Linked DNA regions of Mus musculus: region 1 is linked to region 2. Evidence: chromatin contacts called from ENCODE Hi-C or POLR2A ChIA-PET data. All regions are on one chromosome and are shown on one strand. Each heading gives the region's core, a stretch centred on a gene start or an enhancer-like site at or near the end of the contact. The rest is flanking DNA. Distances are from core to core; before and after follow the strand shown. Region 1 overlaps Sh3pxd2a (SH3 and PX domains 2A). Region 2 overlaps Sh3pxd2a (SH3 and PX domains 2A).

Evidence for each region. Hi-C counts contacts between places; a loop is a spot of excess contacts on that map. ChIA-PET counts read pairs that join two places held with the same protein, here RNA polymerase II (POLR2A).
Region 1: a loop to region 2 is called in a map of heart, with 3 times the contacts of the local background. The contact joins two enhancer-like sites. A Hi-C loop is called at or near these places in 8 of 37 maps with a recorded cell type or tissue (T-helper 17 cell, gastrocnemius and heart). POLR2A ChIA-PET finds 5 or more read pairs at or near these places in 4 of 5 experiments (Patski and embryonic stem cell).

The regions. Positions count from the first base shown.
Region 1 is chr19:47,310,768-47,316,277 of GRCm38, forward strand. It overlaps Sh3pxd2a (SH3 and PX domains 2A), which reads right to left. Exons shown (of 15, transcript NM_008018.4): 8 at 3,268-3,399. Among named protein-coding and RNA genes, the nearest start is that of Gm29834, 27 kb to the left of the region's middle. Within about 2 kb of position 3,063, at least 2 of the 3 ENCODE cell types and tissues checked have a DNase peak (open chromatin) inside an H3K27ac peak, as active enhancers do; they include gastrocnemius and heart, where a contact is called at or near this core.
Region 2 is chr19:47,277,560-47,283,081 of GRCm38, forward strand. Sh3pxd2a (SH3 and PX domains 2A) reads right to left here. Exons shown (of 15, transcript NM_008018.4): 10 at 5,462-5,522; 11 at 754-871. Among named protein-coding and RNA genes, the nearest start is that of Gm29834, 6.4 kb to the right of the region's middle. Within about 2 kb of position 2,422, at least 2 of the 3 ENCODE cell types and tissues checked have a DNase peak (open chromatin) inside an H3K27ac peak, as active enhancers do; they include gastrocnemius and heart, where a contact is called at or near this core.

The sequences.
Region 1 (5,510 bases), core at 1,813-4,312, 34 kb after region 2:
CCTCCAAGTTCAAAGGATCAATTTAATCACTACTGCCCCACTACCTGTGAACATCATGCCAGCAGGATCCGAGCAACATCTTTTGCCAAGAATGTTCAGGGAGATCTAGGACCATCTTGACCAGTCCATGTCACCGATCCACATATCGTCAACATGGGATACCCACTCAGTGCTGAAGATTAGCAAATTCTTGGCCTTCCCCAGGGCCTTTTTGGAGGGAGAGAGCTCAGCGTTTGGATTCTAAGAGTCACCTAAACTCTTTGCCTATAACTTTAGCTACAGAAAGTGCCTCCTCCCACAGGGGAATATTCCATGATACTAGGAGAACTGTCCGATTCAATCTGGAGCCTGGGGCCTGGCCCTGACTGTTTATGAACTTGGAATCACCTTCCATGCAGACGGCTTTAGATGGATGACAGCCACACTTGGTGCTGGCATGTCCACATCCCACATTATTTACCTTGTGGCTGTAGTTCAGGTCACAGGGGACCTCTGACAAACAAGCAGAGCCAGAGGTTGCTGTGTATCTCCATGGACACTCCATTTGAGCAACTCCCAGCTAAGTGAAAGAGCGCACAGGCAGAGGCCTGCACCCAATGGGAGGACTGGGGGATGGTAGTCACCAGAGCTGCTGCCTGACAATGCCAGTGGAAATGTTGTAACATGCTCACCATGTCCCGGGTCAAAGACATCACAACTGGGTCTTTGTTCCAGAGCTCAGAAACCTCACCCACCACTCCTTCCAAAACCAGCTCACAGGATGTATACGCCTCACCTACAACCCCCAACAATCCAGCCTCTAGCTTCCCTGCCAGAGAGTCAATTCCCAGGGTCTGAAGCCTGGTCATCTAACTTTCTCTCCTCTATCCTGTCTCTCTTGTTAACCTGGATGTACATCCAAGCCATCCTGGTTTCGATAGACAGATGATGGACAGATGGCCACAGTATTCCAGATCCTTGTTCAAACACACATAGCTATCTCCACAAACCACCAGAGCAGTAGAAGAGCTAAAGATAGTGAGGCTCTCTTCATCTGACACCGAGGGCTCTGCTAAGTCCCCCAGCAGTTCAGACACAAGGTAGGGCTCAGGGGACTGTTTGTTCTGGTCTCTACTTCCAAGCAGCCATGAGGTTATCCTCCTGTTACAGAAGGAATAGGTAAGGCCCAGAGAAATGAAAGGTTCTGAAGTTACCCACCTATTGGTAGTAGCTACAATCTAAGCATAGTTGTTCCCTTATGTGGTCTCTGTGCTGGACTGGGCTGCTCAGATGACAGGGGCAAGCAGGAAAGCAGGTATTCTCCACCATGCTGTTTCTAACACAGACCCACACCACCTTCCCCAAGTTCTTCCTTCACCACAGGCAGGAGCCCATGGGTTATAGATATGGAACGAGAAGGGAAATGGCAAATGAATCCCTGGGGACTTTTTGTTGTTGTTTTTTGAGACAGGACCTTACACAGATGGCCTAGCCACAGATGGCCTCAAACTCACTATATAGATCTGGCTAGCCTCAGAGTCACAGACACTGTCTGCCTCTGTCTCCTGAATGCTAGGATTAAAGGCAGGTGCCACCACACTCAGCCTGGACTCTTGGAACCACGTAGCAGGGCTCTTCTGTCATCCTGGCCAATGGCTCACTGACCCCAAAGACTCCAAGGCTCACTGCCTTCTGCTACTCAGCATCACACAGCAGTGGTGGTGTGACAGGGCACATGTGGCAGCAGGAGAGTCCCCAAGGAACTGGCCTTGCATCCAAAAGCAAGCTCCAGCTCTTCCTAGGAGCAACCTCCCAAGTGAACAGACCTTCTCTCCCCTGACGCCTTTCCTTCTGTCCTGAGAGATCCCTCAGGAGGCCTCAGAGACTCGGGACACAGTCAACCCCCAAAGCAATGTCAGTTTCCTTAGAGATCAGGGAGATGGGGCTGGTAGGACCACCCGTCAACTTACATAGGAAGGGAACCAGTGTGATGTTGACTTGGAATCGAGATCTGACACCAGGTCACGTTCTGTCATGTGTGCAGTGTCACTGCCAACCACCCAGGCACAAGGACAGAGCCTGACTCTCATATGGACAATGACAACACCAGCCTCAGGAGGGGGAGTCTAGCCCTGTGCTCCCCAAAGGATGTCCACTGAGATTTCTTTAGGGTCTCTGCAGTTACTCAGAGGCATTATCATTCAGAGGACTGTTTCTGACCTCAGGAGACTTGTTTCCGCTTCAGCTCTCTGTGCCTCAGTCATTCTATCTACAGAATGGACACAGTGACCCTTTGGATTGTGCTCCTTTCAAAATATTAGAAGGGAACAAAGACAGGCCTCCCTCTTGAAGGGCCCACAAGTGCCACTCCTGGGGTACACCTATATACAGGGCCTGTCCCCAGCAAACTGAAACCAAAATGATCCTGACTCCTTTTAAGTCCCACCGGGCAGGCTGTGGGCAAGCAGCAGAGGATGCTGTGGTTTCAAGGACCCTTTGACTCTCCCTGCAACACGCACAGACTAACTTTTCTCTATCTGCCGAGTGTGCCTTTTCTTGCCAAGGGCATCAAGGGATTTTGATCCATTCTGCAAAAACCCTGGAGCTAGCAGATCCTGCCAAGCCATGGGCATGGTCTCTGTCAGCTCCTAATGACAAAGTGGCCTGCTGCAGGACCCCTTCTGGACCTGGCTTCATCCAGAGCCTGGGCCCTCTTCCCAAGTCCTGGTGGCTTCCAGCTCAGCAGGAGGTGGTCAAACTCACCACCCACTCACTGGCCAGACACTAGCCAACCTCCCACAGGGCCTGGCCCTTCCTCAGACATCTTGCTAGGGGTCTGGGGACTCTGGAACCTATTGTGATGTCATGCCTGCCCTCTCCACCAGCTGGCTGGGTCCTCCCACTCCTGCCTGGATCCTAGCTGGCAGACACACAGCTCGACCAGGGAAAGCTGTCATTGGGCATCTCTGAGCTAAAGCTACCATCTCTGGGCCTCAGATGGCACGGGGTCAGTCCCTGAATGAGGGAGGGATGCTTCCATACCACCTTGGCCTTGCATTAGCACAAGCCAGCTAATTAGCCTCGAGCCAGGGAGACATTCTTCCACCACCAGGCAAACTGCTGGCCTGCAGCCCAAACCAACAGGGGAACTTCAGACTCTTCGGCCCTCTCCCTCTCCCTGCCAGATGGAAATAACGTATAGCTGCAGAGGTGGGGGGAGGAGGAGAGGAACAAAAACCCAGCCGGGCCCAGGAGCCAGGCTGGAACCAGGAGTGGACACGCACTCACCGCTTTCGTTCTTCTCGATGACATCTACCACCTCCCCGGCCTGGAGGCTCAGCTCCGAGTTCTCTTGTTTCTTATAGTTGGACACCACCACGTACTGTTCCAGGATCATGGGCTCGGCGTTGGTGTCGGCACCTGGCGAGGGCAGAAAGCACGCGGTGAGCCAGCGGCCGGCTGTAGCCCCGCGGCCGGGGCGCCCTCTGTCCATCGCCCTCGAGGGAGGCTGCTCGGTCGCCAGCTCTGCACCGCGGAGCAGCCCGTAGCCAGGGCTCGCAGCTTGCCGGGCCCCAAGGACAGGCCATATAGCAAGGCCCCACACCGGCCCGCTGCACCGCGGGGACCGGGGGACATGGGGAGCCAGGGGCCGGGGGGGGGGGAGGAGAAGGGGGTGGAGAGAGGCAGAGACAGGCAGAGACGGAAGCCAAGGAAATTGAGGGAAAAGCCTGCTGCTGCGTGCGAAGCGTTAGTCACAGGCCGGCATGGGGGAGTCTGCTGAGAGGCCCGGGGCCTCCCATCTCTCCAGACTCTTGGGCTGGCCGGGGTGTGAGAGCGGGACCACAGGAGCACAGTGGGCGGCCCATGAAGGCTGAGGCCAGAACACAGGGGCGAGAAAGAAGAGAGAGGGCTGGGAGGTCCAGGAGGCTGGCTGCCTCTACCCCAAGCCTGTAAACCCGGAGAGAAAAGGAGCGGGGCTCCCCTCAGGAGGGAGAGGGAGAGAACTCCACAGCCGAGGTCCAGCAAAGAGTCAAGAGGCTTTGAGGCCGCCAATCACTAGGGCTTACTCGCAACCCTTAAATAGAAACACATGAGACCCGTCGAATGAGGAGCTGGGGGCGGAGGCAGGGGATGGGAGGAGGGCCCAGACTATTTACTTGAAACCCAAGAAGAAAGTCCCAGCGCCAGCGCTGGCGGGCCGAGCGCCCCTCCCTCCCCACGCCAACTTTTCCCCAAGTTCGGCTCCATTCCTGTCCTCCTGGTTCTCCAGGGGCCAGGCAGATAGCAGCTTTAGGCTTTCCAGAGGAGCCTTCCTGGGTCTCTCTGCCATCTCAGCCAGCAGAGGCTGCCCGGTTCCCCTTGTCTTTAAGTGCTGGGAAGTTTTAAAAGCCTTGGAGTCAAAGGCCAGGGTGTATCAGAGAGAGGGCCTGTGAGTCCTGCTTCCAGGAGCAAGGCAGTTCTTTGTCCTGTTTGGCCACTGTATTGGTGTGACATTCATTAAACAAGCACCAAGCTGGCAAATGGACAGGCTGGGTGCCATCTCGGCTTAAAGGGTATATGGCTGGATGTGCCGTCACATCTTTCCTGCTCTTCAACTGATACTGTGGACACTCCCAAAGACAGTATGCCCTGCTAGCCTTATACAAATCCACAAGCCAGAAAATGACTAATCACCTCTTTCAGGAAGCCTTCCCAGACGCTCCACCCCCGAGGGAATTCCTAGTACATTTCTTACAACCATATAGTTGCCAGTCAGTCTGTAATTCCCACAGTAGTGGCTGAGGCAGGAGAATCAGGAAGGAGTTCAACATTAGCCCGGGTTGCCAGTCAAGAAACCTGTCTCAGAACCAAAACAAATGCAAACCTCTACCCATGTTCAGGAAGGCTGGGGCTTAACACCACTAGTGTGGCCATACAAATGGCCTGGCGTTTCCAGTCTCTTGTGGTGCCTCACCCCTCGGACACACCCCTCCCTCTGCATGACTGAGTCTGACTCACATGCCAGGCAGGTATGGCTTCAGTCCACCTCGAGACGGCCCTTCTCTTCCCGTTTACCTCATAAATTAATGAGAGGCTCAGAGAGGAGCTGAAGAGGCACATGTAGTTCCCACAGCTCATATAGAGACAGCCGAAACACACACTCATGGACTTTCCGAAGGTTCAAGTCCGCCTCTCTTCTAATCACAGAATTCTGGTCTGTTTACACACACACACACACACACACACACACACACACACACACACTGTCCTTCTGACACAATGACCCTTTGCTTAGACATGTCACAGGAGCCTTTAATCCCCAAACTCTCATGCCCAGGCTTCAGAGAGCCAGTTTTAATGGGTGGGGCCTCAGTGTGAATCACTTTGCATAGCCCATCTTGTCCCACGGTTCAGATATGCAGCCAAAGTGAGAGGCACTGTTTAGACCTCTGTGACCTTTGTGAAGAAGGGTCTTTCAGGGTCTGTGGCCAGAAGATGCTAGGAGATCAAAAGAGGCTCTCCTGGGAGAGCCTCCCATGGGCCTGGTACTT
Region 2 (5,522 bases), core at 1,172-3,671:
CTGCGCCCTCCCTTGCAGCACAGACTAACTTTAAGACCATCTGACTCTGCTGTGCTTTTAGCCACTGCTGCATGAGAACTCACACTGATGGATCACAGGGTGTTATGGCGCTGGCCTGTGGAAAGGGACCACGGTGAATCTGAGGCAGCTGTCCCCGTAGCTCACACAGGGGACTGTTTCTGTTAGCTGGGTTGCAAGCAGAGGAGAGAGGAGCTGAGCAGATTCTCTACGGCTGGATTGCTCCAAAGGAACTTTCTGACCACAAATCCACTCTAAGGCAGGTCCAGGGTTGGTAACGGCAGAATGAGACCCACAGACTTTCACTTGCAACACTACTCTAGACACACGCCCAAATGGATCTCTCGGCTGAGAAGAGTGACAAGGCTCCGGGAAAGACACAGAGAAGAAGAGACCTCACTTGGAGCCCAGCCTTGAGTCCAGCCCTGTAGATACAATGGCCCTACACCCACCAGGAACACGGATACCAGAGGTCTGTGTCCGGAGCCTTGACTGCAGGAAAGAAAACTCAGATGTGCTGAACTCTTGGCTGTGCATGGGAAGGGGATCACAGACTGCCTCTGAGCTGAGCCAGCTCCTAGGCCCTACTGGCTGGGGCTCAGCCTCTGCCTTCAGGTCCTAGGAGACAGTCAGTGAGCCAGCCGAGCAGAGCTGGCACGCAGTTGTCTTTGGAATCTACCTGCCCATCAGCTAGCTGCCTTGCATTGAACTCTTGCTCAGGAACCAGGCACCTACCTGATGTACCACCAGCCTTCCAGGTTCTTTCGAATCACCTCCACGGTGACACCCTTCTCGAAGCCGATCTCGTCTTTGCTCTGGCTGGTGTAGGGCTGCACAGTGACATACTTCTCTTCTGTGAGTTGGGGGCGCGAGTGAGAAAGCACAGTTAATCTGAGGCTGTGGGGTAGATCCTTGTCTCCCGTTCCCCTCTGCCCCGGCTGAGCCTCGCTCAGCCTCGTACTAACTCGCCCTGGGCCAGCATTGGCTTCTCCGGAGAAGAGGAAACAGGACTCAGACAGCAGAAGAGGAGTCACTGGGTTAGGGGTTGCTGCTGTTCCCAGGATAAGCCAAAGCTAGGCAGAGTTCTGGGGTGCCAGCAAAGCCTCAGGCAGCGTGAAAGCAGATCCCCCAGACAGGGTGTTGGGGTACCAGTGTTTGGAGGAATCTGCTTCTCGTAGGCTCTAAGTCAAGACATCGAGACCAATGCTAGGTGTATCCTGGATGCCTTGGGAACCCTAGCAGGTCCCTCCTCAGAACACGTCATGTTCCATCTACACTCCACACTCTGGATTCCAGCCCTGCAAACCTCTTAAATTCTCTGTCTGCCTTCCAGATGAAGGCTTCCAGGGATACCTTCACTGAGCAGCTCAGCTCCCTTAACAGCAGACCATGGCATTTACCCTAGAGCGTTCCATGGAGCAAGTTCTACAGGAGTGGTTGTGGGGTTTGTTACGGTGTGTGCGATTGTCAAGGGCCCCACCACAAGCCCCTCCCGCAGAGCCACGTGTTCTATTCCCCCTGTGTGTCTTCAGGTCACCTCTAAGTTTCCCCATAGCACTGGAGTCTTCTTGGAAAGAACTTGGTGGGCAGGCTGAGCAGGAGGCATCCCTAAAGGCCTTTGTTCAGGCTTCCAGTTCTGCTGAGGTCCACTCCTGTCCACATGAAGCCCTATGGTAGACCTGCAACTGACTAGGTGAGGCCACCCATCTCTTATAAGACCGTCCATTGGATGGCCTGGGGCCCAAGGAAGAGCATGGTGCACCCTCCCCCATTGGAAGACGTGGTTAACTGGAGGTGCTCTTGGGAGGACTGTATTGGCTGCTTCCAGGAGGTCACAATGGTACCCAGCACACAACAGTAGGGACGGTTACAGTTGAACCCTGGACTCTCTCCATGAGGAAAGCAGGGATAAGCAGGGACTGAGGGAGGAGCTTGCTTGGGAGCTCAAAATAGCAGGAGTCTGGCCTCAAAGCCGCCTCCTGCTCCTGGCTCCCAGCTGGACCTTGTTGGACAGCCTGCCTCAACCTCTGGGTCGCTGTGGGGGTTTAGGAGAGAGCTACTGTATCAAAACCCTGCTCATTTTCCCGTGCATCATTGGGGTGCTGTCTGTAGCCCTCTCCTGGGGATTAGCATCTCCCTCTGATAAAGGCCACTGTCCTGCCAGGTTGTAGGGTGGACCCAATGGACCACAGGCCATGCTTGAAAAACTGCCCCAAAGCAAAAGGTGGGTGAGGGCACGGGAGGCTGCACAGCTCTCAGACTCTCTTACCACAGGCCTTTCTCAGCAGCAGCTAAGGAGAGCTCTGCTTGGAGCCTGCAGATTCCATCCCGGCCCTGCCCAGGAGTGCTGCCAACACTGCCTGAGAACCTACCCCGCCAGATTCTGACTAGGGCCCTGGAGAAGTTCCATAGGCTCCAGGCCAACGCTCTACTCTCCTGCCTGCTCCATTTTCCAGTGGGGCACGGTAAACCCTGGCCTAGGCAGTGGCTATCGGGACAGTGCCAGGTCTGGGAATCCAGGGCCCGAGGTCCAGGCGAGGCGAGGCGAGGCCTGGGCTCCACATTTTGCCTTTGTTCGGCCAGGCTATTTTTAAAAGCCTGTGGTTCGAGCAGGAAGCGATCAGGAAAGTTTTCCTAGGCAAGGTTGCTTTTGAAGAGAAAAATGACAGCCCTTCTTAGGGGAAGATTAGAGGAGCCCTGCCCTGTTCCATGGCTGAGAACAGGACCCTGACCATGTGTTCAGCCTTGTGGATGCCAAGCCTGGCCACAGCAGCCTTTTAAGTGTGTGTGGTGACAGAGTCCATGGCCAGCCACTTGGGGCAGGGTACACAACCATGGACATTGGTTCTGGCGAGTGAAGCTGGTTGCAAAAGACCCCATACTTGAGGCACTGGGAATATCATGGCCTCCCAGTTAAAATGCTAATCAGCAGAGAGGCGATCACTGTGGGATTCCAGAGGAAAGCTCAGTCCTGCTTCCTAACAGGGCAAGACAGACCATCTCTCCTTAAATGTCTCTTTGGACTGATGGTTTTCAGCTCTGGCTGGGGAGACAGAGATGTCTACCTCAGGTTGACACAGGTGACTTGGGTCTTGGGCCACTCATCTTATAAGTGAGCTGTCCTCCTTACAGAGACCAGTCCCTACTTCTGGTCCTGGCCATAGACTCTATGGTCAAGGGGAATTGTCTAGAGAAGAGAACGTTCAGACACGTGTAAAATGGTCTCTATAGGTAGCTAGTCTGCAGTTGGGTTGGGTCTCTGGAAGAGACACCCCTTTAAGAGACAAGGCCGCGGGAAGAGTGAGGTGGCTAAGGTCTGGTCAGGGCTCCTGTGTTCTGTGATCATACTATGCACAGATGATGGCAGGCTTACCCTGCTGAGTGAAGGCTGGCCAGGAGGCCGGCAGGCGGGGATGTGGGGGAGGTGGACAGCCTGTCCCAGTTGGGGAGGCAGGGGCTGGAAGCCCTGCAGTTTCCAAACCGCAGAAGCCTCCTCTTTCCAAACACTTTCCCCTCTGTCAGCAGTCTCTCTGTTCCCCTTCCGGCCTCTCCAACCCCTCCAACCCCTCCACAGAGAGGCCTCCGGTTCCAGAGGCCTGGCCAGCTGAGGGACAGGGATCGGAGGTCCCGGAAGCTCTGACTTTTCTTTTACTCATGGCCCCTGTTGGGTTTCCAGCTGCTGCTCGCTGTGGGGGCGCATGCCAGCCAGCTCTCCATGAGCTCTCTTTAGCTGCCTGATATAACTGAATACAGTTCATAGGGCTGGGGCCGGGAAGTGTGTGATAATGAAGTGAGGCTGTGGCTTGTCTTTGTTCAAGTACAGGTGACTGCAGACTTAGAATTACGTAGGGGTCTGCATGTACTATTTTGTCTGATTCTACCACGCCTTCATAGTATGGAAGGTCATGTACGCGTGTCAATTGTGGGAATTGCGGCTATATGCTGATGTGTCGGGGAGAGTTTAGTTGTACGAGAAATCCATCCGTGACTATAGCACTCAGCTGCGTGTAGCAGAGCTTGTTAGATGGCACTTCTGGAATCACTGTCTCTGAGTGGCGCACGGCTAGGGTGGTGGTTGGATATGGCTATGATGCAGTGCTAGCCACACCTGTAGCCGTCAGGCCTTGTGTGGGCCTGTCTCTGGTCTCTGTGTGCATCTGTGTGGTCATGCAGGCAAGAGCATGCCTGGGACTCAGTGAGTGATTGGATGCAGAACAGGCCGAACCTTTGTCCTCCTTATGGGATTTATTTGTCTTTGCCACTAGAGTTGGGGGGCCGGGTTCAACCCTACCCTCTTGGCAGAGTGGTCCCCTATGCCTCACTTTCGGGTGGCCTTTGTTGGCAGTGTGGCCTGATGCTGCTTCTCCAACTCAGGCCCCCTGCATCAGCCCCCAGGGTCCACACTAAGCCCTGCCTCTGGACAAGCTAGGTTCTTTATGGCCAACACTGAGTCAGCCATTGGCTGGGGCCACCCTGGAGTGCAGACGTTCTATAGCCCGATTCTTAGGGGAGGCACTGAAATACACTGTCATTTGGGAACGAGCTTTGGGTGGTGAGTCATGGGGAGCCCTGTTCTCCACAGAGGCCTGCGTGCACTATACACCCGTCCCGGCTTCTAGCTGTACTGTCACCACAAGGAACACACAATATGCTCTACTCCCTGGGGGGTTGAGGGGGTGGGGCAGAAGAGACTGACCACCCAGCATGAAGGTCTGTACATGTTTAGGGGTGCATCCAGAGGCTATCCCTCCTGTCCCTCCCCTCCCTCCTTCCACAAGTTCCTGGATGTTGAGAAGGATCTGAGCCAAACAGTCCTGACTCAGCAAATGTCAGCTTCCCAGTCAGCCCAGGGCCTCCCTGGAGCCCTTGACTGAGCTCCTCCTGAGAGCCTATGGGCCAGCACCCCTGCTGAGGGACGGGTTGGTTGGAAAATGCTCTGGAGCCATGATAGGTTTGGCTCCTGTGCTCTTCTAGGTTTCAGTGGAGCTGCTGAAGGGGGGCTGGAGGCTGGTACCACAGCTGACGAGAGAGTTGGGGCTGAGGGACTCTTTCATAGTGGAAGGGATAATAAAGGACAGAAGATGGGACCCTGGCAGGAGCAGGAAGCTTTGATCTCTCTAACATGCAGGACCCAGGGCAGGGTGGCTTTCCTTTGAGGTCCAGGACTTTCCTCATGCCTCTCTTCCCTTCCAAGGAACATATAAACTCATCGCAAGTCACGTATCCCCAGTGCCCAGGGCACCAGCAAGCCAGAGCCACCCCTAGTGCCACATCAATTCCCAAGCAAGGCTCTGTCCCCAATCTGCGCTGCAGTGAATGAGAAACAAATCTTGCCAGATCTGGGTGAGTCAGGAGACCACAGGCAGAGAGCAGAGCAGGCAAAGGAGAGGGTGTTAGTGAGAGACAGGCAGCTGCGGGAGGAGAGGCAGGCGCCCGTGGTCACCTCGGCTGTGCTGCCTGTTGACCATCCCGCCCAGGGTCCACCGGCGATCCAGGCGCCGCAG